Linked DNA regions of Mus musculus: regions 2 and 3 are each linked to region 1. A link is a loop called in an ENCODE intact Hi-C map of the cell type or tissue named here. Cell type or tissue: left cerebral cortex. All regions are shown on one strand. Links, peaks and the distances in the headings refer to the core of each region. The heading gives the core; the rest is flanking DNA. Region 1 overlaps Rasal2 (RAS protein activator like 2). Region 2 overlaps Rasal2 (RAS protein activator like 2). Region 3 overlaps Rasal2 (RAS protein activator like 2).

Evidence for each region. A loop is a pair of places that touch in the nucleus more often than their neighbours do. Peaks named below come from ENCODE experiments on the same cell type or tissue, not always from the same donor. Only the 100,000 strongest peaks of a DNase experiment are listed, where the experiment ranks them.
Region 2: a loop joins it to region 1, with 2.7 times the contacts of the local background. A loop is called at or near these places in 2 of 42 quality-filtered maps.
Region 3: a loop joins it to region 1, with 4 times the contacts of the local background. A loop is called at or near these places in 2 of 42 quality-filtered maps.

The regions. Positions count from the first base shown.
Region 1 is chr1:157,164,094-157,169,905 of GRCm38, forward strand. It overlaps Rasal2 (RAS protein activator like 2), which reads right to left. Exons shown (of 18, transcript NM_177644.5): 10 at 514-658. Among named protein-coding and RNA genes, the nearest start is that of Gm30694, 46 kb to the left of the region's middle. In left cerebral cortex, for the core only: no CTCF peak of the experiment used is centred there; DNase peaks (open chromatin) are centred at 3,313 and 4,980; H3K27ac peaks cover 2,244 bases.
Region 2 is chr1:157,227,348-157,233,159 of GRCm38, forward strand. It overlaps Rasal2 (RAS protein activator like 2), which reads right to left. Exons shown (of 18, transcript NM_177644.5): 4 at 2,692-2,798. Among named protein-coding and RNA genes, the nearest start is that of Gm51654, 23 kb to the right of the region's middle. In left cerebral cortex, for the core only: no CTCF peak of the experiment used is centred there; DNase peaks (open chromatin) are centred at 3,301, 3,884, 4,476 and 5,241; H3K4me3 peaks cover 2,231 bases; H3K27ac peaks cover 2,324 bases.
Region 3 is chr1:157,218,055-157,223,866 of GRCm38, forward strand. All of the region lies in intron 4 of Rasal2 (RAS protein activator like 2), which reads right to left. Among named protein-coding and RNA genes, the nearest start is that of Gm51654, 32 kb to the right of the region's middle. In left cerebral cortex, for the core only: no CTCF peak of the experiment used is centred there; a DNase peak (open chromatin) is centred at 2,616.

The DNA of each region.
Region 1 (5,812 bases), core at 218-5,217:
CAGCCTGGGTCATGGCTGACAAGATGTGGGAAATTCACAGAAGGCCAGATGGCGATTTGAAACTGAAAAGTTACAAAACTCTGGATTAGTACAAATTTAGTTTAGCTAAGTGGAAAAATGGCGTAAGGGTCCTGACTATATCTGGTTTAACACAGCTCACCATAACATCCTTAAAGGCTGATATGGAAAATCTTCCCAAAGTCACCACTTGCTTGTAGAAAAAAGATCAATATTTATGAATACATCTGTTCCATACTAGCTAAGAATTTAAAAAATCAAAGCTGCCCCAAACCAAATAAAATAACCCTGCCCCACATTTCCAAACTCTACTTTTAGGTATTAGGAAGGAGACTGCTGACAGATGGAAAGCCTGATTCAGAAGTCCTGCTTAGAGTGAAGGGTGACATTTAAACAGCACTAAGGAAGGGGAATCATGCAATTTCCTTCAAGTCCTTTCCTTGTGTGGACTTTCATTTAGAAAAAGCAGGTTCTATGGCAAGGTTACAAGCTCACCAGTATGAGTTGATGATCTTGCAGAAAGCCAACTCACAGCACATTTTCAGGTTGCTCTGATGGTCCATCAGTTCACTAGATGAACACTTGCTGGGATCCACTTCACAGTTCTCATCTGATTCATACAAGGCTTTGATGAACTCCCCTGATCAAAGAGAAAAGGTGACAAGTACTATAGCAATGCTCTACCTTCCTAAATAGAATACGAAATGACTGAGCACTTGAGTTTTCTTTCCTCGGACCTGGCATGGAGAGACCATGAAGCAACACTGCTTTAGAACCTAACAGCTAACTCCACCCATGTACTGTGTTTATTCTCTTTGTCCTGGAAGCAGAATACAACCAATCACCAGCATCATCATTAGTTATAAAAATAGCGACAATTTGATTTAAAAATCTAGCATCTCTTATTGGAAACTCAGAACATATTTAATTGTCATGAGCTTGTGACAGATCTCCCCCTTAGTGGTATAAGTAATATCATCATTCCAGATAAAAAACTCAGGTGAAGCTTGGTTAAACAGGTAACCCAACTATGTATGTTTCTTCAGTATCTTCTAATAGTCGATGTTTTACTCTTTTTTTTTTTCTTTTTTGTTGTTTGTTTGCTTGTTTTTGCAAGACAGGGTTTCTCTGTGTACCCTGGCTGTCCTGGAACTTTGTAGATCAGGCTGGCCTTGAACTCAGAAATCCGCCTGCCTCTGCCTCCCAAATGCAGGGATTAAAGTTGTGCGCCACCACTGCCTGGCACTGTTTTATACTCTTTTGTGCATATTTATTCACATGCATATCTCACTGGTAGGACAAATGTTTAAATATTAGGAAGCAAGTTTTAATTATGTTCAAGACCACCCCCTTGAACAATTCTCAAAAAGGAGTGTAAGAACTTAGTGTTTTAGAAGAGATGGAAGTTCTGTTTTCTTACAGGTCTCTCTCTCTTCATTAAAGAGAGTCGGCCTTTTAAAGATCCTTGGTGAGGCTCAAGAAGGTCACTTCTTGAGTTCAAAAGGGTTCCTGAGCTGAGGTTCAGCTTCATCATAACAGGGGTTTGGAGGACAACAATAATCTCTACAAAATAAAGTAGCAAAAGTAAAATGAAATGTTTTCTGTCAACATGATTATTACTGAGGTAAAGAAAAACTAAAAGCCACCATGGAGGACGGAAAGTGCTTTAGAAGACACACTCTTAGAAAACAGGAAACTAAGTGGCGCGCAGATACCCCCCCCCCCCCACGCACACGCACACCAATGAGGCAGGGGGAAATGAATATGAACATACACTATAGTATCAAGAGAGATTTAAGGTCAAGCCCTGCATCCCTCACTTAACTGACTAAGGGGCCTTGAAAGGTCACTTAACTAGTCCGCACCTTGGCTGTTTTATTAGCATTAGACATGCCTTGTAGACTTGTGATAAGGAACACCACCCCCAATGTAGAGTTTTGGCACTTTTTTGGGCTCCCTATAGAAAGCACTATTAGGTACCAAATATGCTACTTTAAGATAGTTTTTAATAATGCAAAAATCGCTAAACTGGTAATGTTTAGAAAATGTTAACATTTCCTAGAAGATTATATCCATTCCATGTTTCCACACAATCTGTTTCATTTAAAGGTACATAAATGTAAACTTAAAAGTATTAGCTTCAAATATTTGGTAACAATTGGTCAAACTGGAAACCTAATATTCTGTTAAGGGTGTTCATTTGTGTCACAAGTAGGGAAATATGAATAATATAAATACTATTTTTCTTTCATTCTTCAAGTAAATAGCCCAATAAATTACTCAGGGTCCAGGCACAAACTGTTTGTAGTACCAGCACTATAGGGCCTCAAAAGATGTGATGCCTTAAAAAATTATTAAAATTCAGAAAATTGTTCTCCTTTTTGCAATTACAACTTATATCCAATAACATGTAGTACACTCAAACAAAGATGGATCTTTTTAAAAATAGGTTTGCATCTAAAAAGGTCCTTCTTTGAAAATTGAGTTTGCTGCTTTGCATCTGAAACGAATAAAAGGTACAAGGTGGCAATTACTGAGTTTAAATATTTAGCTAGTATGTATCCAGACTGTTTTATCAGATTTTCTTCTTTGAATTGTAAAAAAAAAAAAAAAAAAAAAAAATTTATTCATCTGTAATTGCATGAATATAAGCACATGGAGGGCACAGAGTGTCAGATTCCTGGGACCTGGAGTTATGGTGTTTGTGGATTCCTTGCTATTATGTGGCTGCTGTTATACAACTGCAGTCCTCATGGTTATGCAGCAAGCAAGCTCACTTAAATGCTTAGCCATCTCTCCAACCCCTTCTTTGAAAACACTTTTTAAATTAAAAAAAATTAGTTTTATTTTATGTGTATATATCTGTATGTGTACTGCCCAAGTGCCTGGTGTCAGTGGAGATCAGAAGGTGACATCAAATTCACTGCTATTGGATTTGTGAATGGTTGTGAGCCCCCATGTGGGCGCTGGGGACCCATTGTGGGCTCTCTGCAAGAACAATAAGCACTCAACCCCTGAGCCATCACTCCAACCCACCCCTTTCCCCTTTTTGGGAAAGATCTCATGTACAGCAGGCTGACTACAAACTTGTTAAGCAGTCATGCCTTTACCTTGAAACTGATAGAAATACAAACATGTACCACCATGCTCAGCTCTATTATGTGTTTTCTATGCAAATCACCACATTGTTACTATCATCAACATTTCATGTGTAGCTGTGAGTCAACAGGGGTTGGCTTATTACTGCTGAAAGGCATTTGCCTCTAACACCAGCATGGAAATTACACCTTCTGAGAGATTTATGTTTCGAAGATGACATTTCTTCTGTGTCACAAGACACTAAAACGTTGACTTAAATCAGTCAGGTAAAGGGAGCGAACAGATGGAAGACTTAAGTCTAAATAAAGCTGAGTTTTTCTCAGTAGAGAGTATGCTTTAAGATCAAGACAGCCTACAAAGCTAAATGATACTATACATTATGACAGGGAACTTTCTTTGAGGATGGATAGATATTAAACTACCAATGAACAACAATCCCCAGGCCTGATTGGCAGTTTCTAAAATCAAAAAGTTCAAAGAGTTTAGAAATAGCACCTCTTTTTTGCTTAAAGTGTATGACATACAACAAAACTTCATTAAGAAGATGACAATCCAATCTCAGTACGGAGGCTCTCATGAGTTGTTTTCATGTTCTTGGAAGCTGCAACCATTTTCTTTAACCTAGCCCATGTTGTTAGGTTACAGAATATTAGAAGAGCTCTTTGGACCGTTGGCTGAATTGTTCCCCATGCTCAATGAAATAATTTTCATGCCTTGGTAAGCTCATTAGATATTTAATTATTTATTATTGTATCAAAGGACTTGGTATTCATTTATCACTTTGGACATTTAATTCAGAAATCCCTTTAAGCAAAATAGATCTTATAATATCAATATTCTCACCTTCACATTCACAGGATAGAGAATACTGTTAGAGATGCTTCACTGTTACCTTTTATTGGATAACATAAATCATTAAAGCAAACCCTGACACATAATTGACAGTTATAGCAAGCACCCATGTAAGTGAGATTAATAGCATCTTTTCTAATATAGCGAAAAACCAACTGTTTTTCCTCATAATCCCGATTAGCTCTGAAAACAACAATTGAGTAGATTTCAAGATAACAGAAGTGAAAAAGCAAACCTCTTGCTCAGATTAGGAATTGTCCTACAGCAGGTGTGCTGCATGGAAACACAGCCCGACCTCCTGACCTGACAGTCAGCCATTACTTTTTACCACTTATGATTCCTTCCTTTTAAAAAATTTTTCATTTTTCAAGACAGGGTTTCTCTGTGTAGTCCTGGCTGTCCTGGAACTGGCTCTGTAGACTTGTTTGGCCTCAAACTTATACAGATCCACCTGCCTCTGCCTCCCAAGTGCTGGGACTAAAGGCATGTGCTACCACTGTCTGGCTTCCTTCCGCTTGATTCAAGGATCTGAAGCACCACAAGTAATATTTAACTTGAGAAACAATTTAACAACTACTTTATCTTACCATTTGAATTTTTTGTCAGAGGTGGTCTTGGGCTAGCAGAATGGCTCCATGGGCAAAGGTACTTGCTACAATGCCTGATGGGTTTTAGCTGGATCCCTGGCACCCACAAGGTGGAAGGAGAGAATCAACTACAAGTTGGATTTGTTCTTTCTCTGTCTCTGCTTCTTTCTCACACACATACACACAAATATAAATAAATAATAATATAAGAATAGAAAAGGTAGTCTTGGGGACTAAATCTAGGGCGACATGAATACTAAAAAATGTGCTACCACTGAGCTGTATCTTCAGCTTCTCCGAATCTCCTTGCTCCCAACATCTATTTATGATTTTTAAGGACTCTTTTATTTTTACTGGCCTCAGAAATGGAAGCTCTCAGCGAGGACAGCCCACATCTCTTGGCAATCTGCTCCGGGAGTTTTTCTTTGGCTTCTTTCATTTTCTGGGCCCAAGGTTTAGCACATTCTGCACCACCCTCCTCCTCATTCATCTTAGTGTGCTGTTTCTTCAGAGCACTTGTGTTGCAGGACACGTGGAGCGACAAGATGCTGACTCTTGGGGGCTTTAGAACGGGGTCCTTACCTTCTCTGTGTAAGGGCTTCCTGACAGAATGCTGCTGGACATCATCTTCTTTAGAAACTGGAAAGTTTGCAGAGTCTGCTAGTTCCCCTATGCAAATATCCCTCTTTCCTTTTTTTTTTTTTTTAAACAATAACCACGCTAAGAACGCTCAGCTTGGTATCCATATGCATCTGTGAACAGACATGCTCTTCCAGAATGCCTCTTAACTCACCAGCCGACGCACTCTGGCGTGCATGGGAATATGCTGCTTTGTTAGGGAAACCTTGTTCCTACCACTGACTTGGATCGCACAGCCCTTCTACTCTTCACCCAGAGCATCAGCTGGAACATCCGCATCCATATGCTTCTCACAGTGCACTTCAATGAGTTTCTGACATATTCAACTTCATCCTGATATAGCTGACCGTGTAGGAGGCACCCAGAAAATCTCTTCCTATCTTTTCTATCAGCTCCCAGGGCTATGTTTTCCTGGTTTTCTCTTTTTGAATTTTCTCTCTGACCATTTTTCTTGATTCCTCTTTGTCCTTTTATACTCTCAGCAGATGTGAATCATGAGGTGTGTTTTGGGCTCTTTCCTTTTGGTTTGATAATTTCTTAGCTTTATTTAACATTTCTAGATGAGTTAGTCCACGGGTCCTCACACCCTGAGTGTAGATGTATGTTCTCACTTGCTT
Region 2 (5,812 bases), core at 494-5,493, 64 kb after region 1:
GAACAAAGGCACAAACAAAATAGAAGAAGAAAATGAGAAATTAAAATGATCAAAATATATTAGATACATGCATGAAATTGTCAAACAATAAATACAAATGTTATTTATCTAGCATGAAACAGACCCTTCTGGAAAGTAAATTTTATAAAGATCCTTTATCTTCAAGATTTAAAGCATTCTCAAATGATATACCCAGTTACATTTTAATTTAACGATTCAGGATCACTGTTGTCAGTGTCAGCTTCTGTATGATATACTACTCTGAGATATGATGGCATGCTCCAGGGCTACTATAAAACATGTTAAAACATGTTAGATACTTGTCTTTTTCTTTTAGGGAGTTGATGAAAAATTGGGTTCTGTTCTGACATTTAATTCTAGGATAATGTCTAGGGCTATGAGTGGAAATTCTAGAAATCACATTCTAGAAATACCTAACTTTGAGACTGATTTTGCTGGGCAGGAGCCTTTTCTTTCCCTCATTACTTTATGCTTATCAATGAATACATGGTCTGTAAGTAGTGATTGGTCTTAAGTACTTCCCTTTTGCTGCTTCGAAACTTCTACCTAAGAATAGTCTCATTAAGATGACTTGAACATTAGTAACCAAATTATGATTTAAATAAGTGAAAACTGCAGTTCTTAATTAAAATTTACAAAGCCTGAATATAAAACTTCATACATAATTTAGGACATTCTTCATTGTTACCACAATGTGGAGGGATATTCTCATTTGTGTACTTTAAGAAATATGTAAGAAATCACCATTTGGTTCCAGTTTGACAAGTGTGAAGATCTTGAATTGGAACTCAATCCAGTCAAGTTTATGAACTCTGTCCATGAGTAGTTTTAAATATTGCTAACTGGGTATATATAATAAACCCAGTTACCCCTTGAAAAAAATCCTCATCTTTTAAGTGAATAAATAATTAATGGGAAAAAAAATCTCATACTTTTTCTTACTTTTGGGTCACTATTGTCACTGTGAGTTGCTATATAATACACATTGATGTATGATCATGTCCTTCAGAGTTTACTGTCTTAGTGGGGTTTCTATACCTGTGATAAAGCACCATGACCAAAAGCCATCTGGGGATTAAAGAGTTTATTTCAGCTTATGGTTCCACAGCATACTCCAGTCACAGAGGAAGATGAGGACAAGAACCTATAGGCAAGAGCTGATGGAGAGGCCATGAAGGGATGCTGCCTACTGGTTTGTTCAGTCTGCTTTCTTGTATATCCCAGGATCACCAGCTAGGGCATGACACCACCAATAATGGGTTGGGACCCCAAAATCAACTACTAATCAAGACTATATTCTACCAAATTGCCTAACGTCCAGTCTTACGAAGGCATTTTCTCAATTAAGATTCCCCTCCTAGATATGTCAAGTTGAGAAAAAAACCAATCAGTACAACTTCTACTATACGTTAAGCTACACTGGTTACTTTTTGTTCAAAAAGAAAAAAAAAAAGGAGATGAAAGAATGATTTTTCATTCATACAAATCAAAACATATGTAGTTGTGCCTATAGAACTAAGAAATTTATAAGACATGAAATCTAATGCTCTTAAACAGCTGCCAGATTCTGATTACAATATTAATCTAGTACTCACAGTCTATACAAATCTGTAAAATTTTGAAAGGACATCTGTAAAATTACAGAAATGGACATTCAAACTCTGCCCACTTTTAATGTAGAAGAGGTAATTATATTGTTCTTCAGAGTTCACAGAAATAAAATGTCTACTGCTGTTAACTAACATTCATCATACATCTAAAAAAAGTTCTACTTAAAAGGCCATCTCAACTTAGAGTATTAGAATAAGAACGTATCCGTTTGGCCTCATTAAGAGGGAAAACAGCCCCCTCACCCCAAATAAAAAAGTTTATCTCTAATTTATACTGATTTTCACTGTACTTAAAATAATGACCAATCTCTTGAAGCAATTCTCTTCAAATGTGCCCTTTATAACACTATAAATTTTAACGTTTACAAAATAGGTGCATTTCTTACCCAATACTCAAAGAGAAAAGATGACTTAAAATCTGAGTTGTTTGAAGCTGGCAAGATGGTTTGGGAGGTTAAGTCCACAAAGCCCAATGACCTGAGTTCAATTCTTGGAATCCATACATTAGTAGAAGAGAAAAGGCTCCAAAAAGTTTTATCTCTGACCTCCACATGTGCATCATAGCAAATATATACATGCATAAATATATACACACAAATACATACAAACACACACAAATAATAATAAAGTAGAAAATTACAGAGTATAAAAAAATTACAGAGTTTTACAGTGACCTAGGAATGCTGCATCTAGTGGTTAGCTATCCTTTTAGACTCTGGTTTTTCCATTTCAGTATGCTTTTGGCAAACTTTTCTACTTGATATTAATATATTTTTATCTAATAATTAAATGACATCTGCAAAGATTTATATACTATAGTTCAGAAAATTTTATATTTAAGGTACTTAGTTATTTTATTTAAATAGTTCCCATGCAAAAATATTTCTTAAAATCTAACAGACCTCATATTGGATATAATATAGTTAATCAAAATAAATTTATACTTCTGGCCTTTACCTTCTGTTTTGTAATGAAATTCTTGAGGAACAAAATATTTGCATTATTTTAAATCTCAAAAGAAAAATAAAATATTTATTTTTTAGGGGAAAGCAACACTTACTGGTACTTTAAAAGGAGAGGTATTCGCAGTGTCCATGGAGTTGGGTTTCTCTGATGTGCTGGTCCCTGAGATGCTCCGTCTGCGGGGGGACCTTTCTGCTGGCACCTCTGGAAAAGTAGAAGAAATAGAAACATCAAGGATCCAAAATTTCAGACTTCCCCTAAAGTATACAATTACTGGTATTTCACATATACTCAAAAAAGCTGTTTCATTTTTATTTTTTTAAAGGTCCAAAACATTTTAATCTCAATGTGCTTTTCGATATTATTTGTGAAGTTTGACCTATAAAGACAAAGAAACTTGGTTGGGGTTAAGAATCTATTCTGAGAGACAACTTGTGTTTTCATGTGTGCATATGTAAGAAGTAATTCTTCTAAGCTGTAATATGTTTAAGGTTTTCAGGTTCACTTAATAGCTAGATCTTATACCATATGGCTCTACTTTTCTATCAGCTATTTAGAAGTTAAGTGAATCAGAAATTTCTAATATTCTTGTGAACCAGAAATACTAGTGTTGTGCATGACTTGACACTGTCTGAACCCAGGTCAAAGTTCGGTTCTATTCAGATGATTCACCAGACAGTAGCAGAAGCTACGAGAAGACTGAAAGGTGCTGCAGGAGAAAAGAATATACATGCCTATGCAGATATAAAAATAGACCAGCCTCTCCTTGCTCTGCCTATATGACCTTACCACATTTTACTCTGAAATCATAAATCTGTTCAAATGACCTAACAAGATTAAGAATCTGCAAATGATGTGAGCTCTAATTTAATAGCTATAAATACACACGCTACATTAAAATTTTTTTCATAGTGATACATAGATATACACATATATACATGCACACAGATATCTATACATATTATACCTTTATCACAACTGCTTCCCATCTCCACTTCACTGACAGACAGATAAGAATCCAGCTTCTCAGATAACATTAGATAATTTCAACATGGACAAGAAAAAAAACACATCCTAAAAAAAGTATTCTGTGTTATCTTCCAGATCTTAAAAAATAAAGAGTAAACCATGACTCCGGAGACTGACATTTTGATTCCTGCTGTTCTGCCTTTAAAAGATAGATGCAGTTTAAACTTCCATTTCTGGCCTCCTGGCCCCTGGGATCCGTGCTACTTCCACTTAAGAGAAAGCATTTTTCTCGAGCTCCCTCCCTGCCTTGCTCTTCCCCCTCCCTCTCCCCAGCTTGCAGAGAGCGAGCGAGCAAGAAACACACAGGACTGCAGCTATTCATTCAATCAATCGTCTGACTGCACATCCTCGTTAGTTACTTTTAGACTATTAAAAGGCGTCCACTGCCTCACCTCACTTGCAGAAAATCTCTCTGTATTAAACTAATCTTCAGCAGAAAAAAATTACTTAAATTTAAAATCAGCTAGTGTTAAAAGGACACCATTTTAAATAGACCCAGTAATGCACGTAAATCAATGCTGCCTAAGAAAAGCCAACTGGAAGTGCTTACCCTATCATTGTTTGCATGCTGGATACAGGTCTTCTTTTCATCTCCCTGTGGCATCCTGACCATTAAGATATTAGCCAAATTACAATATTCCTAACGACTGAGAAGTTGATACCGCAGCTTATATGCCTGCAGCAGAAGACAGTTCCATGATATTGCTGTATTTTAAATTTATGACCAATAACTATGTCTTGGCTTCTCTAACCATCAGAGGATAAATGAGTCTTAATGTACGAAGTCATTTTCAGAATTAGGCACACGTGACTTCTAACATACATCTCTAGAAGATGGCAGTATAATTAACTGAGATGTAATGGCAAAAAGGAATTTAAGCAAATCAGCTGCTGGAGTAGACCACACAGTGAGACCTTTAGATGTCAAGACATGACTTTAAGAGTGATGTATCCAAGTTAGGTGATTCTATAAAGTTAGGGGACACGGCAGGTGGGGGGGAGGAGCTGGTAAGGCAGGAGAAAATCTCATATTTTCTCTGATAATTATCTATAAAGGTTCAAAGATGCAGATATTTTAATTTCTGGATAAATGACAGAAACCAAACTGGGAGAAAAATAAGTTTAATTAGCTAGGATAAAATGACAGAATGAAACAGTTTCCTTAATATGCAATGTTCTGGTTAATGAAAAAATTAAAACTCATTTCCTCACTTTCTTCCAAACATCTAATTTTAGTTTCAGGCTTATGAACTCATTAGACAAATATATTTCAAAGCTTTAACTATTTGAAATTGTATTGGCTAAAGTGAGCAACTAGATTTCAAAACCCAGTAACTATAGTTAATTACTGTACTTTTTATTCCCATACGATTAAAACAAACAACACTTGTAATTAAATTGTTGCTGAAGAGGTAAAACAACTGAACTAGTGAAAGCAGTCAGTACTTCACTAATTTCTCACCCGTATGCAACACAATTTATCTCGTGGTATAAAAGAACTGCTTGAATGGCCACAAGTTTTATTTCTCACAAGGTTTGCACCCCTATAGACCAATGTTAACTCAGAAAGAAGACAGTAGACTCAACAGGAAGCTGACTGGCAGCTTGCTGGGTGACTCAGTCCCTGGCAGGCCCTGCTCTGTGTATGAGTGTGCACCTATGCAATGAAGATGACAGAGGCCAGGCTTGTGAAGTTTAGACGACTAAAAACTCAGAGCTTTTTGTACGGTATTTTGTACTAAGAATTTTAGGTTTCTGGTCAGCTGAGATAGAGAGCTGGCAGTGATTAGCAAAAGACTAGCAACACTAAAGTGAAATCTTTGCTTTACTGGTACAACTGATGCTAGTTAGAGGTGGCTGAAAATCAGCTGTGATTAATAAGAGACTAGCATGACTGAGGTGCAAACTTCTAGAAAGTATTTTTTTGGGGTCAGCACATAGAGCTGTGGTTCAGGAGTCATGGCTGCATCTCAAGCTGACAGCTGAACTTGGTAATGTGTAAGTCTTGCACACTGTTTTTGTGGCACTAATGTCACAGGACAGAAAGTATTATGGAGAGCATCTGAGAGGTGGCATTGTGAGAGGCAGGCAGAGGACATTGGTGAAGGGACAGTCTCAGTTGCAATTGAGACCAGATATTAGACAGTGACTACTTACAATGCTGGACAGTTTTGCTTTGATCTGATTGT
Region 3 (5,812 bases), core at 207-5,206, 54 kb after region 1:
GTGTGTGTGTGTGTGTGTGTGTGTGTGTGTGTGTTTATATTAAGTGATTCTTTTTAACTGCTTCTGGATTTTTGGTATCCATGATGGAATACTTGCCCTGTGCTGAGGTTATAGAATGCTGTTACACTGTTGTCAGTAGTTACATGGGCTATTTCTATTATCTTCCTACATCTGGATCTCTAGTCCACTTGGAGCCACTGTGAGGTGGGACATTCATATTCAATTTTTTCCCAATGCTTACATGGGTGTCCCTATGTCACTCAGATTAGTACTAATCTTTCTGTTTCAGAAAATCATTCTTGATTTTTGTAGTAGACCAGATCTTTCTCCTGATTATACAAGACCTTTTGTTTAAGCTGATATTTTTCTGTTTTGGCCTATAATTAGTTCTGTTTCTATTTTATTTTATATTCTATCCTCTACTGAATTGCAATACCAGAAGGCAAATAAGATCAAGCAAATTAAAGTCATCTTTATATTTGTGCAATTTTTAAGGAACTGTGAATTACTTCTAAGTTGTAAAGTAGAATGCTAATAATAACTAGTCTGGATTATTAAGAGAAATCTAATTTAATAAACAATGCCAAACCTAGGAAAGGTTTGGTATTTGGACTATTAATTTGGTAATCAGGTCAGTTCTCATGTAAACATGTGCTTTCCTTATGGTTGACAGTGACTTGAGCTGATCTTAAGTTCTAAGTATGAATATTAAGCAAGATAGCTTTAAGACCTGAAATAGTGAGAAATGATGGATCAAACTAAAAGAGAGAACACTGTCCTAAAGTGAGGTCTATTAGCCTATTAGTCCATTGGACAGTCTCCCAGAGGTTATCATGGAAGCCCCAAAAAGCATTAGCTAATACAATGTAAAAGGCAATTTTCAATGTCAAGGGAGATGGACTAGATGAATTTAATTGAAAATTTCTGCCTCTCATTTCCAGGACTCTAAGAATAACAGTATCACAGATGGAGGGAGAGTGGAGACTATTAGTTACTTTAAAAAAGAAAATTCCTAGTGCCTTGTGTGAAATAAGATGTCCTGAAAAATCACTCTTCTGGATAAGGGTAAGCTATGGGTAAAATGTCAACAACATGATCACCCACCACCACTCTCCTTTTCACAGGCTGTCTCTATATAGCCCTGTAGCTGTCCTAGAACTCACTGAGATCCACCTGCCCCTGACTCTGGAGTGTTGGAATTAAAGGCCAGCATACAGTTCTTTCTTTACTAAAGACTTTTACATTCATTTATTTGAGTGTATGAGTGTTGGTGTGTACACCACAGAACACATGTGAAAATCAGAGAACATCTTATGAGAGTTGGTTCTCTGTGTTGATTTTATAAAATGAATAAAATATAGTTGAGTTCCAGGAATCAAAGTGAAGTCTCTAGGGTTGGTGACAAGTACCTCCACCTACTGAGCCATGTTGTTGGCCAAAATAAGTTAGCACTCTTTTGCTTGTTCTAGAAACAAATCCTTAACTGCTAATAATAGGTACTATTACTAGCAGTAATAGCAATAATAGGTACTATTGGTGATAGCCAGCCAGGCAGGATGACACAAGCCCTTTATGTCATCTGTTGAGAAGAGTTCAGGTTTCCCCCTAGCCCCCACTGCAACCACCTAATCTTCACAGACAGACGCTTCTGACTAAGAGTGATCTCACTGACTGCGTACATTGTAGCTAAGGAGGACAGATCACCAGGTCTTGAGCTTCAGTTCTGTTGGTTACAATTGTCTTTCTCTTATTTGATTTTTAAAGAGCAGAAAGGCACTACATTCCTACTATACACTGAATGAAGTCATTCTTTCCTTCCTTATGCTCAAATCACTTCCACAGAAAGTGATTTTCTATTTACTATATTCTATCCTTTTTAATTGTTTCATTTAGCAGACCAATGGAAGAATCTTGAAAAATCAAAATGTACACAATGCTGATTAACTCAAAGCTACCATGTAACAATGAGGCTACTGCAGCATACACTTACGATTTGCATAGCTTGGATGATAATGCATACCGAGCACAGATTTAAGTGAGCTATCAGAAGTACAGGAAAAGGGACAGTTTGATGTTGCTGTTACAAGTTGAAGAAGGTCTTTGGGGCGTCTATAAAAGTGGCACCTAAACTGTGTTGATTCTATAAAATGAATTAAATACAGTTAAGTATGTATTTTAATGTTTACTTAATAAAATATTCAGATGTATGACTGAGGAACATTTAATAACACAAATTTAAGGATGAAGACTCAAACAGTTATCATTTCTGCATCCCAAAGTAATCTGTACAAGCCAACTAAAATGTGTAAGATTTGGTCATGTATAACTGGAGCTACTTGAAGACTTTCTCAATTGAAGACTGAGTGAGACAAGTAATAAGAATTTCAAGATTGTAGGGTTGAGGATATAGCTCAGTTGGTAAAGTGATTACCACAAAAGCTTTAGGTCCTGGATATGATTCCTAGCATCTATACAAAATGCCAGGCTTGGCTACCGGTGTTCCTAACCCCTGCACTAACTAGAGAGGGATAGACAGGAGGATCCCTGGTCTTGTGGCCAACATCCCTGGCTGAATCAGCAAGATCCAAGTTTAGTGACAGATCATCTCTCAGAAGATAAGGTGTGGGCTGGTGAGAAGGCTCAGTGGGTGAAGGCACTTGCTGCCAAGTCTGAGATATGACAAGTAACAATCAAGTTTTCATTTTGTAAAGAAAGCACTCTGGCACACTGTGAAGGCTAGAGAGCATGTGGAGGAACTGGAGACTAGAGGTGAGTGAGTTAACAATCTATTGCACTTCTCAGGACTGGCTGTACAACTAGTGTGTCTCAGTCTAAGTGCAGGCAACTCTTCAAAATGCAGGAAAGGAATGCCACTGTACAAAACACGAGTTTGATGTCTGGGTTTGATTTCCAAAAGTTGTTTTCTAACCCATACCCTCCCCCTGTCTCTAAAAATGTAATAGAAAAAATAAAAATTAGGTGGAGCTAGGGAGATGGCTCAAAAGTTAAAGCACTTGTCATGCAAGCAAGAGAACTGGAGTTAAGATCCCTAGAGCTCACAGAAACGCTGGATGGGCATGATAACTGCGCTGGCTGGTTTTGTGTCAACCTGACACAGCTGGAGTTATCACAGAGAAAGGAGCTTCAGTTGAGGAAATGCCTCCATGAGATAGAACTGTAAGGCTTTTTCTCAATTAGTGATCAAGGGGGGAGGTCCCCTTGTGGGTGGGACCATCTCTGGGCTGGCAGTCTTGGTTCTAGAAGAGAGTAGGCTGAGCAAGCCAGTAAGGAACATCCCTCCATGGCCTCTGCATCAGCTCCTGCTTCCTGACCTGTTTGAGTTCCAGTACTGACTTCCTTGGTGATGAACAGCAGTATGGAAGTGTAAGCCGAATAAACCCTTTCCTCCCCAACTTGCTTCTTGGTCATGATGTTTGTGCAGGAATAGAAACCCTGACTAAGACAATACCCTTCCATCATCTTAACCTCAGAAGATGGAGACAGGGGACTTCCTAGGTCTAGGTCTCTAGCAGGACTTACTCTATCAGCCAACCCTGGGATGGCTGAAGAGTTCACTTCAAAGAATAAAGTGGACAAGTGGTCTATCATGATTCTCAATATCAATCTTGGGCTTCTGCATGTATGGTCACACACATATGTATGCTAGCACACACATGTCTATACACATGGTATACACATGAAAAAGACAGAAAAAAATAAACTAAGATGGAGAGCTGCTGAGAAAGATATCTGAATCCTCTGACCTTTACATACAAATACACATATGTGCCCATGTGCCCCCCCAATGTGTCCGTTCACATACAAGAACACAGTACATACATACAAAAAAGGGGGTGGGAATTTCAATATTGCAACCACAAAGCATTCAAATCCATGCATAGGACTTTCTGAGTGCAGTGCTTAGAAACCGCACTGTTTTCCTCTTCATGAGGCTGGTCTTCATACCAGTGCACGGAAGGAGTAAGTAGCACTGGTAACTGAAGGCAGTTAATGGCAGGTGGGCTGAGAAGAGGAGATTGATGGACGTGAAAAGATATACAAAATTGATAAAAGATAAAACGTTTGAGTCTGTATAACTATGTATGTACTGTGTACATGCAGGAGACTCTGAGGCCAGAAGACAGCACTGGTTCCCATGGAGCTGGAGTTTCGGCAGTTGGGTGCCACCATGTCAATGCTATGGTCTGAACTTGAGCAGTAAGTACTCGTAACTTAAGAGTCCCTATAGTCCCTGCTTTATTTTCTTTTAAAATATTATGTTTCCTAGTCCTACATCCTGGAATAAAAAAATATACATTATTTTCCCTATAGAAGGCAAACTTATGATATTTTGGAAAAATGCAATGACTCAAAGCATCAGTAATGACTAATTAAGAATTTTATAGACAATAAACAACTAATATATAACAATGTATTTCAATATATCTTCTTTGCCATTTCCCTCCAATATTTTTTATTTAATCTAGTATATTACAAATACTATTGCTTCAATTTATAACCACATTAAAAAGTATTAATGAGACTTTATATCTTTTATCCTGTCTTATAGGCCCATTTTTAAATTTTTACATTTTTAGTAGTATGTAATTTATATGCTATAAATTATTCTTTTGAAAGTGTACGAGTCAATGATTTTTGTGTATTCAAAAAGTTGAGTTGGGTACAGTAGTAGGTCATGCCTGTAATAATCCCAGCACTTGATGTCTCAAAAAATAAAAATAAAGATGTGGGGGAGAGAGAGGAGAAAGAACATTATACAACCATCACCACAGTCTAATTCTAGAATTCTTTTGCTTCTATGATTCTGGACATTTCATATACATAGCCATAAAACATATGGATTTCTCTTTTTGACTTCTCTAGCCTTTTTGGGCTGTAGGTGCCACCAATATGGTAGCTTATACCTTTATTTAATTACTTGAGGGTAATAATGTGCTATTTATATGAACTGGCCATACTTTTTAATATCTGTTTCTCAGATGATATTTATGTTGTGGCTACTTCGTAGCTACTATAAATAATGATGACATAAACATTTATGTGCTTTTATAAAGGTATGTCTTCCACTTTCTTTACATCCTTAGAAATGAAATTGTTAGGTCAACTGGAAACTCATTTTTTAAAAAAAGGCTACATCAAGTTACATTCCCACTAGCAATATGAGAGTTTCAGTTTGTCCACATCTTCAATAATACTATTGTCTCTCTGATTTGATCATGGCTATCCTACACGTAGCAATGTATCATTTAAATGTGAGCTTCCTTAAGAGTTGATATGGAACATCTTTTCAAGTATATAAGCACCACTGTTTACCTTCTTTGGGTCTTTTAAGGAGGTTTTTTTTTTTTTTTAATTTTATTAGGTATTTTTTTCATTTATATTTCAAATGCTATCCCCAAAGTCCCCCATACCCACCTCACCCACTCCCCTACCCACCCACTCCCACTTCTTGGCCCTGGCATATCCCTGTACTGAGGCATATAGTTTGCAAGACCAAGGGGCCTCTCTTCCCAATGATGGCCGACTATGCCATCTTCTGCTACATGTGCAGTTAGAGAAATGAGCTCCGGGGGTACTGGTTAGTTCATAGTGTTGTTCCCGACCCCTTTAGCTCCTTGGGTACTTTCTCTAGCTCCTCCATGGGGGGCCCTGTGTTCCATCCAATAGCTGACTGTGAGCATCCACTTCTGTGTTTGCCAGGCACTGGCAGAGCCTCACAAGGCACAGCTATATCAGGGTCCTTTCAGCAAAATCTTGCTGGCATATGCAATGGTGTCAGCGTTTGGAGGCT